2 separate regions of the Homo sapiens genome follow, and region 2 is linked to region 1. The links are chromatin contacts, found by Hi-C or POLR2A ChIA-PET in ENCODE. All regions are on one chromosome and are shown on one strand. The core of a region is the stretch at or near the end of the contact, and the rest is flanking DNA. Distances in the headings are between cores, read along the strand shown.

What was found. Hi-C counts contacts between places; a loop is a spot of excess contacts on that map. ChIA-PET counts read pairs that join two places held with the same protein, here RNA polymerase II (POLR2A). Pooled maps may share reads with other maps.
Region 2: a loop to region 1 is called in a pooled map, with 2.5 times the contacts of the local background. The contact joins two enhancer-like sites. A Hi-C loop is called at or near these places in 3 of 50 pooled maps. POLR2A ChIA-PET finds 5 or more read pairs at or near these places in 2 of 52 experiments (H1 and Panc1).

The regions. Positions count from the first base shown.
Region 1 is chr5:10,447,836-10,452,960 of GRCh38, reverse strand. ROPN1L (rhophilin associated tail protein 1 like) reads right to left here. Exons shown (of 5, transcript NM_031916.5): 2 at 4,578-4,701; 3 at 2,848-3,009. Among named protein-coding and RNA genes, the nearest start is that of ROPN1L, 8.5 kb to the right of the region's middle. Within about 2 kb of position 1,305, at least 2 of the 41 ENCODE cell types and tissues checked have a DNase peak (open chromatin) inside an H3K27ac peak, as active enhancers do.
Region 2 is chr5:10,723,330-10,728,557 of GRCh38, reverse strand. The region is part of intron 2 of DAP (death associated protein); the gene reads left to right. Among named protein-coding and RNA genes, the nearest start is that of DAP-DT, 35 kb to the left of the region's middle. RefSeq lists an enhancer at 708-1,207 and a silencer at 2,079-2,242. Within about 2 kb of position 3,382, at least 22 of the 41 ENCODE cell types and tissues checked have a DNase peak (open chromatin) inside an H3K27ac peak, as active enhancers do.

The DNA.
Region 1 (5,125 bases), core at 56-2,555:
GTGCTGTTTGTGATGTCTCTTCCCCAGGAGTCAGCTTAGACGGCCAAGCTCTATCCTTAACACAATGTCTCCATCTAGTGTCACACACTCTACATGGACAAGAGGCCTTATTTTTCAAATCAGATTCAATTGTGTTTTAAATCTAGTGCTTAATTTTCACAATTAGGAAGGTGAAAACTATAAAGATGGATCCAAAAACATGAATTATTCTACTTTCTCATCATTTTAAAATCAAAATTTTACAACTAAGCTTAGAGGCAGAAACCACCAACATTAATTCAAACATTGCATACAATTTTATATTGTTAACATATCGATTTCAGGGCCGGGTGCAGTGGCTCACACCTGTAATCCCAGCATTTTGGGAGGCCGAGGCGGGCAGATCACCTGAGGTCAGGAGTACAAGATCAGCCAGGCCAACATGGTGAAACGCTGTCTCTACTAAAAATACAAAAAATTAGCCAGGCGTGGAGGTCCATGCCTGTAATCCCAGCTACTTGGGAGGCTGAGGCATGGAAATCACTTGAACCTGGGAGGCGGAGGTGGCAGTGAGCCCAGATCGCACCACTGCACTACAGCCTGGGTGACAGAGCAAGACTCTGTCTCAAAAAAAAAAAAATACACACACACACACACACACACACAGACACACACACACACACACACACACACATATACTTTAGGCTGGGTGCAGTGGCTTACACCTGTAATCTATAATCCCAGAACCTGAGGCTGGTAGATCACCTGAGGTCAGGAGTTCAAGACCAGCCAGGCCAACATGGTGAAACCCCATCTCTACTAAAAGTACAAGAATTAGCTGAGCATGGTGGTGCATGCCTGTAATCCCAGCTACTCGGGAGGCTGAGGCAGGAGAATCACTTGAACCTGGGAGGTTGCAGTGAGTCAAGATCACACCATTGCACTCCAACCTGGGTGACACAGTGAGACTCCATCTCAAAAAACATATAGCTAGATACAGATATAGATAGATAGATTAGATAGATAGACAGATAGATAGATAGATAGATAGATTTCACAGAGTTCCAGATTAACAAAGTGACATAAAAATGTCTCCAATAATTAAAAGTATTTGCCTTTGTCTATCTTGATAATACCCCTGAGACACTCCCCTGGTGCCATCTGCACCTGTCCTTGCTACTGGAGGGTACCATGCCTGCCAACATCCAGGCCTTGGCACAATTAGCCCGGGGCTGACAGGAAGCACCTCCATTGCCTTTGAGCAGTTACACAACAAAACTCTTGCTCATTCTACAGCCACACCACACCCGACTCCCTGAGGGCACGGAGCTTCCCACTGGGGCCATCTGCAGAGCTGGTGAACTGCGCCACACTCAGATGTGACATGGCGAAGGAAGGGAATGAACAACGTGGCCTGTGATGTACAGATGAATACATCTAGTCATATAATTTAGGATGAAAATTTCAGAAAATTACTGACAACACAAATGTCTTTTCATCAAGTCAAAACCAACTAAAATTCCACAGTGTACCTCTTGCGGGACACATAGAAGCATGTGTTTCAGAGGTCAGGAAGCGAGAAGCAGGAACTTCAGAAATGTCATTGCTTCAGGCCACCAGGCAGGGGGACAGGACATGGGAGGAGGCCACAGGTGGTTGGAAGTGACTGTTGGTGCATTAGTGGCCACATTGGGTAGCCTTGCGGGTGTTTACCACCACCCATTTCAAGTAATTTGTTTTAATGAAAATGGAATGAAAGAGCTCTGTGCATGGAGCAAAGCTGAGTGAGGGCTGTGAAGCAAGGACCAGTTATACACACTGGGGCCACAGACTGAAGGGAGGGGGGAAAATCAAATTGTTCATCTATGTAGTAAAGGGAGCTGGTTCTCCTTTCTCTGCCTCCTTTCTTCATAAGCTTCACATGGCAGATGCCTGGTTACTCTTCCTTCACCCAACCACCATGTCTCACAGCAAGACTTTAGCTGAGAAGACTGACTCTGGGTTTGCAAAGGAAGCCCTGCCAACATCATCCCAGCTCCAACCTCTCCCTTCTCGCCCCGACCTCCCAGGCTCGCCTCGTCACCTGGAGGATCATGTCTTATTCCTAAGTTGCTTGGCTTATACTCAAACATCAGCAAAATCTCACTGTATCTATTAGTTATTAATAATAGATTTCTAAGGCCGGCGCGGTGGCTCACGCCTGTAATCCCAACACTTTGGGAGGCCAAGGTGGGCAGATCACCTGAGGTCAGGAGTTCGAGACCAGCCTGACCAACATGGAGAAACCCCGTCTCTACTAAAAATACAAAATTAGCCAGGCATGGTGGCACATGCCTGTAATCCCAGCTATCAGCAACTCGGGAGGCTGAGACAGGGAATCGCTTGAACCTGGGAGGCGGAGGTTGCGGTGAGCCGAGATTGCGCCATTGTACTCCAGCCTGGGCAACAACAGCAAAACTCCATCTCAAAAAAAATGAATAAATAAATAATAATAATAGATTTCTACTAAAGTAGAAAATAATTGTATGCCTCTTTCCACAGATGAGCAAAACAGTTATCAGTTTACAAAATGATTTGTAGTTTTAAAAAGTCATTGATGCATTTTCTTCTAAAACCTAAATATATTTTAATAGTATCCATATCTTTCATCTACTATTAACTTTTAAATTGAGGCATTCATAAATAATTTCTGTAAATTAAAATAACTGTACACCTGAAAATATTAATATAATAGGCCTGGAGCAGGGGGAAATGCTTTTCTAAGACAAAGTTACTAAAGTGTTTCCTTTAGTTACTGAAACCTAAATTATTTTTAAGCTGGGACCATGATGACACAGAATTATTAATATGCTGTTTATAGGTACATACCCCACCAAGCATGCTGCATCCAAGCGCTAAAAAGTTTATCCACTTGATTTTGTTTTCACAAGGATCCAGTTGTAAGAGCGCTTTGAATTTTTCCTTCGGCAGGCACAAGTTCTTCCACTTCTGCTCAAGATCTGTTAATTCCACATACCGCTTGTGGTGACACTGTTTGGAAAACACAGCATGACAATTTATGTATGTTTTAAAACCTGGGAAACAATGAATGCTGTGAATATTCAACACACACCAAGTAACCCGCCCCATGCAGGGGACAGATGAACTCCAAATGCATGACAGGGGGTTCTGTCAGCCCTGGGGAGGGAAGGCAGGGAAGGCAGCGAGCGGCAACCTTTTATTTATTAAATGAAAAAAGGACGGTGAAGCGAATACGGCATCATGTTATGACTTAATGAAACAGGCATACTGATATTGAGTATACGATACTCCACTATCTGTCTGAAATGCTTCACAATAAAAAATAAAGCTCAGTAAAAAACATTTTAAAAATCCAGCCCCTAATCACATTAACAGTTAGATAGGAGAGATCTTAAAACTGAAAATAAATGTATTTCTTCTATTATATATTTATTTGTTAATTTTTGGACAGTCTCATTCTGTTGCCCAGGCTGGAGTGCAGCGGCATGATTTCGGCTCACTGCAACCTCCACCTCCCAGGGTTAAGTAATTCTTCCGCCTCAGCCTCCCAAGTAGCTGGGATTACAGGTGCGCACCACCACGCCCTGTTAAGTTTTGTATTTTTATTGGAGACAAAGTTTCACCTTGTTGGCCAGGCTGGTCTTGAACTCCTGACCTCAAGTGATCTGCCCGCCTCAGCCTCCCAAAGTACTGGGATTAAAGGCATGAGCCACCATGCCCGGCCTTCCTTCTACTATTTTAAACAATCTATCAAAACTGAAAACTTCTGCAATCTGCTAGCAGTATCCTGGATGAAAAGGCTTTGAGCAATTTCAGCATGTCTTTTCGCAAGCTACACCATTCAAGAGTTCTTTGCTTCCCTTAAGGTAGTCCTAGTTTCAGAATTCACTGTATCCTGCGCAGAAGCACAGTACTTCACAGTGTAGAATGGGGATAAGTCAGTTTGAAAATCAAGGTTATGCCACTGGTGTCTCTTTTAGCAAAAGAACCGAGTCATGAGGAAGGCCTAGCCTTGCTCCGTGACCCACTTTCTAGTAACTCACGTCTGTAAAAACAGGATGGCGTGTGGGGCAAAGAAGCGCAAGGCAGGAAGGGGGCCCAGGCTCTCCACAGCACTGGACACCAGAGGCTGCTGCCCACCTTGGGGGCCAAAGGCCAGCCCCGCCTTCCAGACAGAGAAGGCAGAGGCTTACTCAGGCCTGCGCACAGCTTTCACAAACACACACCTGGAGAACGGACTGGAAACCCCCCAGGTTCTGAAATTTTGTATGTTTTGCCCAGCAGAATCTAGTGTCATGTAAATTTTGTATTTAAAAGAAATTATATTTCACTTTTCTAAACTCTACCCCTGGATAGTGACTTGGGGCTGTTGAAGCTAGAAAAAGACCTCCCAGACACAACATATTTCTTCCTTGAATCAACCTTGACGATGCGTGGCAGGGAAAGCAGGATTTCAGGGACCTCAGGAGGTTTGAAATACATTGCTGGGGTGTGCCCCGCTCTGTCATCAATGCACAGTGAACGGTAAGGAAAGCACAGGCCAGCTGCCTGAGGCCAGAGACTACGCCCCCCCATACCTGCTTGTGCAAAACTTTCAGGAGTCCTTGAGTCAGGCCTGTGTCTGTTTTCTGGGTTGCCGTGGGCATTTCCATTCTGTCCTTTACAGGAAGTGGATCTCCTCTCGACAGAGCTGAAAAATAGCTAATAAATAACAGACATCTCTGAAAGCTCATCAATACACAAAAAACAGCTATGCGATCCAATTTCTTAAATAACCCCCCAAAACAACGGTGATTAGGAAGGACAGCTCTGAAGACCAACATCCCGGGCTTATGTCCTGGTTCCTCCACTTGGTTCTCTGACTTAACCTTCTCTGCCTGCCTTAGTTTCTCTGTTGGCAAAGGGGATAATGAGACTCCCTGTTGGAGGGTTGGGGAGCATTGTGTGAGAAGGGCTTGGCGCAGTGGCTGGCACTCGCAGAAGCTCCTTCAACATGTGTGATTCTTCCCCTCCTCCCTGCCACTTCACAATCAGCTGGAGTTCCATGTATTATTCTTTCTTTTTTTTTCCTAAATTTTTTGAGACAGGGTCTCACTCTGTCACCCAGGCTGGAGTGCAGTGGCAT
Region 2 (5,228 bases), core at 2,133-4,632, 270 kb before region 1:
CTGCTTTAATTTCTTAAACTCAGAATTGACTTGTCCATACATCCGTTTATATTTAATTTCCCTGAAGCTCTGAAAATAGGGCAAAAGAACATAGTCTTGGTCCATCAGAGGTCTTCTTTTTTGTCTTTTTGGCCTATCCTTTGGGCTCAGTCTAAATCTTTCCCCCAGGATTTTAAGTAACTCCACACTTAAGGTTTCTAAAAAGTAGCAGTGATAGCTGAAAACCTAATACAGACTGAAAATGAATGGGAAGTTCATATAAATCAGTCATAAACACATCAAATTCCCAGTGAATTCAAAAGAAGATGAACAAATAATTCTCAAAAGAATAAATATTTGTAAACAAATATTAGTAAATAAATACAAAAAAATAGCATTTCACTTTCTGATATCCAGGAAAAAAAAGTAAGTTACAACCGCCTTCATGTTCTTTTCTTTGCCTGTTAATCATAGACAGTCAGCCTTCTGTATCTGTGGGTTCTGCATCCAAGGGTTCAACCCACGGCAGAGTCACCCAACTGTGAACTGAAAATATTCAGGAAAAAAATGGATGATTGCATCTGTACTGAACAGGTACAGACTTTTTTTTCTTGTCACTGTTCCCCAAACAATACAGGATAACAGCTATTTACATAGCATTTACATCGTATCAGGAATTGTAAGTAACTGGAGATGATTTAAAGTATATGGGAGGATGTGTGAAGGTTATATGCACATACTACACTATTTTATATCAGGGATGTGAGCATCTGTGGGATTGTGGTATCCACAGGGGTGCTGGAACCACTCTCCCATGGATGCCAAGGGATGACTGCATAGATTGGATATCTCAATTTATACTCCCAGAAACATAGCAGATTGCCTACATACAGCACACCATTTTCGTCCCTCAAACTCTGCTCCCCTTTCCATCTTGTTACTAGGCTCTCATAACTTGGATATTGAGTTGTCCAAGCCAGAACCAGGGAATCAACATGTATTTCTCCCTCTCCCCAGTCCCCCCCATCTAAACCCTCAGAATGAAGTCGGGCCCTTGAGCATCAGGAGCAAGGCAGCAGGCCCCATCCCCACCACCCTCTCACGGCCGACTGTCAGGGCTTCCTGCCTGGCACTCAGAACCAGCCAATCCAAACGTCAAGTCTCAGCTTGGAAGCCAGCCCCAGGAACCCTTTCCTGACAGCCCTGCCTTCATCAGGGTGTGCTGACCCCTGTGCGTTCCCACAGGCACCTGGGACTTCCCCTCTCATGACACTGTGGTTCCATTGTGGGTGGTTCTCAGACTACAAGCTCCCCCGGGGCAGTGGCCAGGTACTGTTGCCTGCTGTGTGCCAGCCACCCATTCTCCTGACACATGGGCACATTGAGAGACAGTTCCTATGGACATGTCATGTTTCTGCACAGTCCAGGTCCTCTGAGCAAAGACATTTACAGCCAAGTTAATAATGTTCGTATAAGGAGACATTTTAGGACAATACAGCTTACAGAAGTTTCCCTTCCACTTCCCTAAAACAGTTGCTTACATTCCAGGATCAAGCTAAGTCTCTGTCTCTCCCTCTCGACAGTGGAGAGGGAAGGTCACCAGCAGCCCTGTACAAGGTCAGCGTTCCCTAATTCTGGGGCTTCTCTTCTGTGATGATTCCACTACATGCATAAGTGACACTTGGCCCTCACCATGTCACATCACTGTGGGGACTGGCACTTAGCAAACTAGTGCTAAGATGTCGTTCTTTCTGCTCTCTCTGACTCAGAGGTCTTGCACCTTCTGTTGTGAACACTCATACTCACACACACACACACTTTTCCACACACATGCACACACAGTGGCAGGCTGACGTATTAGCTGACAAGTGACATAAAACCTCAGGCCCTTCACAATTTTGGATGTAACGAGGGTAAGCTTGGAGGGTGATATGACTCGCCTGTTGTCCCTCAGCTAAGCTGAAGTGGCAGGGGCTGAAGAGCAGTCAGAACCCCGCCTCCTGGGCCGGGGCCGGCACCTTCACCGTCACACCTCTGCCTCCTCTGTGTGACCAAGGAGCCTCCCAAACTTGAATGCACTTGCAGATCACCTGAGAATCTGGTCAGAATGCAGATTCTGCCTCAGCAGGGCTGGGGTGGGCCTGAGACTATTTCTCATGAGCTCCCAGAGTTAGTGGTGCTGCTTGTTCCCCACCACGCTGTGAGCAGCACTTATCTGAGACACACACACCATCCCAGTCTCTGCAATGCAAGTGAAGCCTACACATTTCAGAAATGTATGAACACTGTGTTAAAGGGAGAAAATGGTTCATGAACAGTTTATTCTTTCACTGTGGGTGAGTAATGATAACTTCCTAATTGGCCACCATATTTATAAGGACTCCAGAGGGGAGGCGGAAGAGAGTATAAATGACAACTGTCCAACAGGCAGAATTGAACATTTTTTTCCATGGGACTTGAATCTATTTTGAAAGCATCTGTCATGTGTCCTGTTGACTTTATGATTATGTCTCAACTTAATCGGTCCTTGGGGAATGAGAAGTTTAGAAGATTGTCCCCAGTATGACTTAAGCAATTCAGCAGTATTCAGGAAGTCTAATAGCCAAATAACAGCAAATACAGCTACCTTTAGACCAGGTGCTTTACATACTTAGTCTTATTAGTCTTCACATCCTACAAGGTAAGTGGTGGGACTCTCTTTTGTGGTCAGGTATATCTACTGAGAAAGACTAATGGCATGCCTAAGGTCATTACCAAAGTAACTGACAAATAAGATGTGAATCCAAATGTGTGACTCCAAAGACTTCCAGTCTCCTGCCCACCGTTTCTGCTCTGTTAACTAGTCACCTTTTCCCAAAGAGTTGTGGGGAAATTATTGAGAAGAAAGCCTAAAATCCTACTTCAAATGTTTAAGTTGAGAGACATCTTTTCAGCACTAGGATTGTATTATTAGGGACTGCTTTCCATCAAGCTCATTTAAGACAGAGGAGTTTCAGTGATTTTCCTTCTACCCCAATTGTCAACTCAAGCTTTGTGGCTTTATAAGACACCACGGCAGTGTTGGAGCAGCTCTGCAGCGGCACCGGCTTCTGCAGAGGCTCCCTGCCTCCACCTGAAGGTCAGCAGCTGCCCTGGTGAGTCTTCGGATCTTGTGGGCAGGAGCCTCAGAACCAGGAACACAACAACCACTCAGAAACCCCTGGCCCAGCGTGCAGGAGCCCACACGCCTCAGGACTGGAGACAGCCCGAGCTCAGGACCCGGCATAACCATGTCAGAGGCTAGCGATTGGAGACTTTCAAGGCGCTGCAAATAAAGGAAATTAGACTGGAAAAGTACAAACGAGAGGAAGCTGGAGCCAGGGTTAAAACCAATGACTCACCTCTACCAAATTCATGATGACGATAAGTGGAAAAAAAATAAGCCTGAAATGGGAAGGGTGGTGCCAAATGGGCCCAAAACAAACACGGCTGAAGAATGGAAGGTTTGTTTTCACTTTGCCAGGGATTCCAAATGTGATCAGAGATAGAAACAAATGCAGCCCTTTCCCAGCCTTAGCGAGGCCAAGCCCATGGGGTGTTGGGTCAGAGGGGAGCCTGAAGGGGAGAGGGGGGAGGAAGAAGCTCAAGTCAGCACACAGCTGCAGAACCCCCACCTTCTCCTCCTGGGGGGAGTAGAGAGCTACACCCCCTGGCGGCTGTTGGGTTTGTCAGAGCTTGACTCTGTCCAGATGGCTGCGCACCCGGGTTGAGAGGCCCTGGGGAGCACCAGCACTCTTCCCTCCAAGTCACTGGAGCCCTCATCCATTAGGGACACAGAACCAGAAAGGAGGAATGTTTCCTCTGCAGCTTTAGTTTGACCCCACCTAGGCTGAGTCTTTGGTCTGTTAGTTCATGTGCTGGTTATGACTTTTTGAAAATCTTGGACCACATTTATGACTCTTAAGCAATTTAGGTACACATAGTCCACAAGAGCCAGCCTCCCCTGGTCTACCTGAAATGTGTGTAAAGCATTTAATCTAGGAAAGCCCTAAGCTGATGGGCCCTGGGGTGCTGGCCTATTGCTCCTGGGTGGCCCCTGGTAAATCATGAACCTTTGGTGCCTGTTTCCTCATCTGTAGTGCAAGATTTGTGCATGTGTCTCTTTCTCTTATGGGACTTTTATAGAGAAAAGAAAATGAGGGAAAAATATGAATATCTGTAAGCTTTGAAAAGAACTAAAAGCACAGCGTGAATTAACAGCAGTCCCATATTCATGGGGTTTCTGTTATAGAGGTGGAACCTTGCTAGACTCTGGAGAAAATAAGAAAGGATAAGTTAGTCCTCAAGAACCTTCCAGAGATGGATTAATCCTCACTGAGGCCATCTGCATTCCTTTGGTGGCAGAGTAGTTCCTGGGTAGGTATTTATAAATCATTTCAGGCTTAAACAGGATTAGAGGTGCTGTGCTTTTAAATTGTTTTAATTTAGAGTTTTTACCAGAAATTATTGTATAACATTTTGAGGGTAGCACAAGGAAATGGATTGCCTTTGCTGTATGGTGCCTTGAACACATCCCACAGGTTTACTTTTTTGCTATATGTTTTTTTCTGCACCCAAACAATGCACCGTTTGTATTTTGGCATTTACTTCAATAATCTTCCAAATAGACACCCGCAAGTACACTTGGATAGCAGACAGTCCCCTAAGATACAGAGCAAGATGTGCGACTCTCCTTCTGTATCCTTAGGAGCTCTGTCAACATAGAAGGTGTCACAACTCAGCATTGTAATGAAGATGAAGATAATGGCATATAATAACATGTAGGGCCAACTCAGACCAGAGATCTTTAATGAGGTAGGAGTTTGGTTTCACACATTCTTTTGCTTTAGTATCTGGCCTGGAGCCTGTGATAGAATCTCTCCTCAGAAAGGGCTATGTGTTAATTAGTGACTGTAACATGCTGCCTTTTTCTTTACTTAAAATGCTCAAGAATTGTTTTGTTTCTTGCCTGGGTCTTCTTAATGATTGTTTCTTATGTGCCTCCATCCCTTCTCTGCTATTTCTTTCCCCAATATCCCAATGAAATGAGCTTCACGAGAGTAGTTTTGCTTGGATGACCCAAAGGAGTTAAGTACTATTTCCAAGGTTTTGTAGCCACTGAATTGTTCTTACAAGGCATCGTGCTGCAAAGCAAGGACTGGCCTAGAAGACCTGAGCTGATCGCTGTACTAATAGCCAGCTGAGGAGCTCTGTGCAAATCAAATTATATT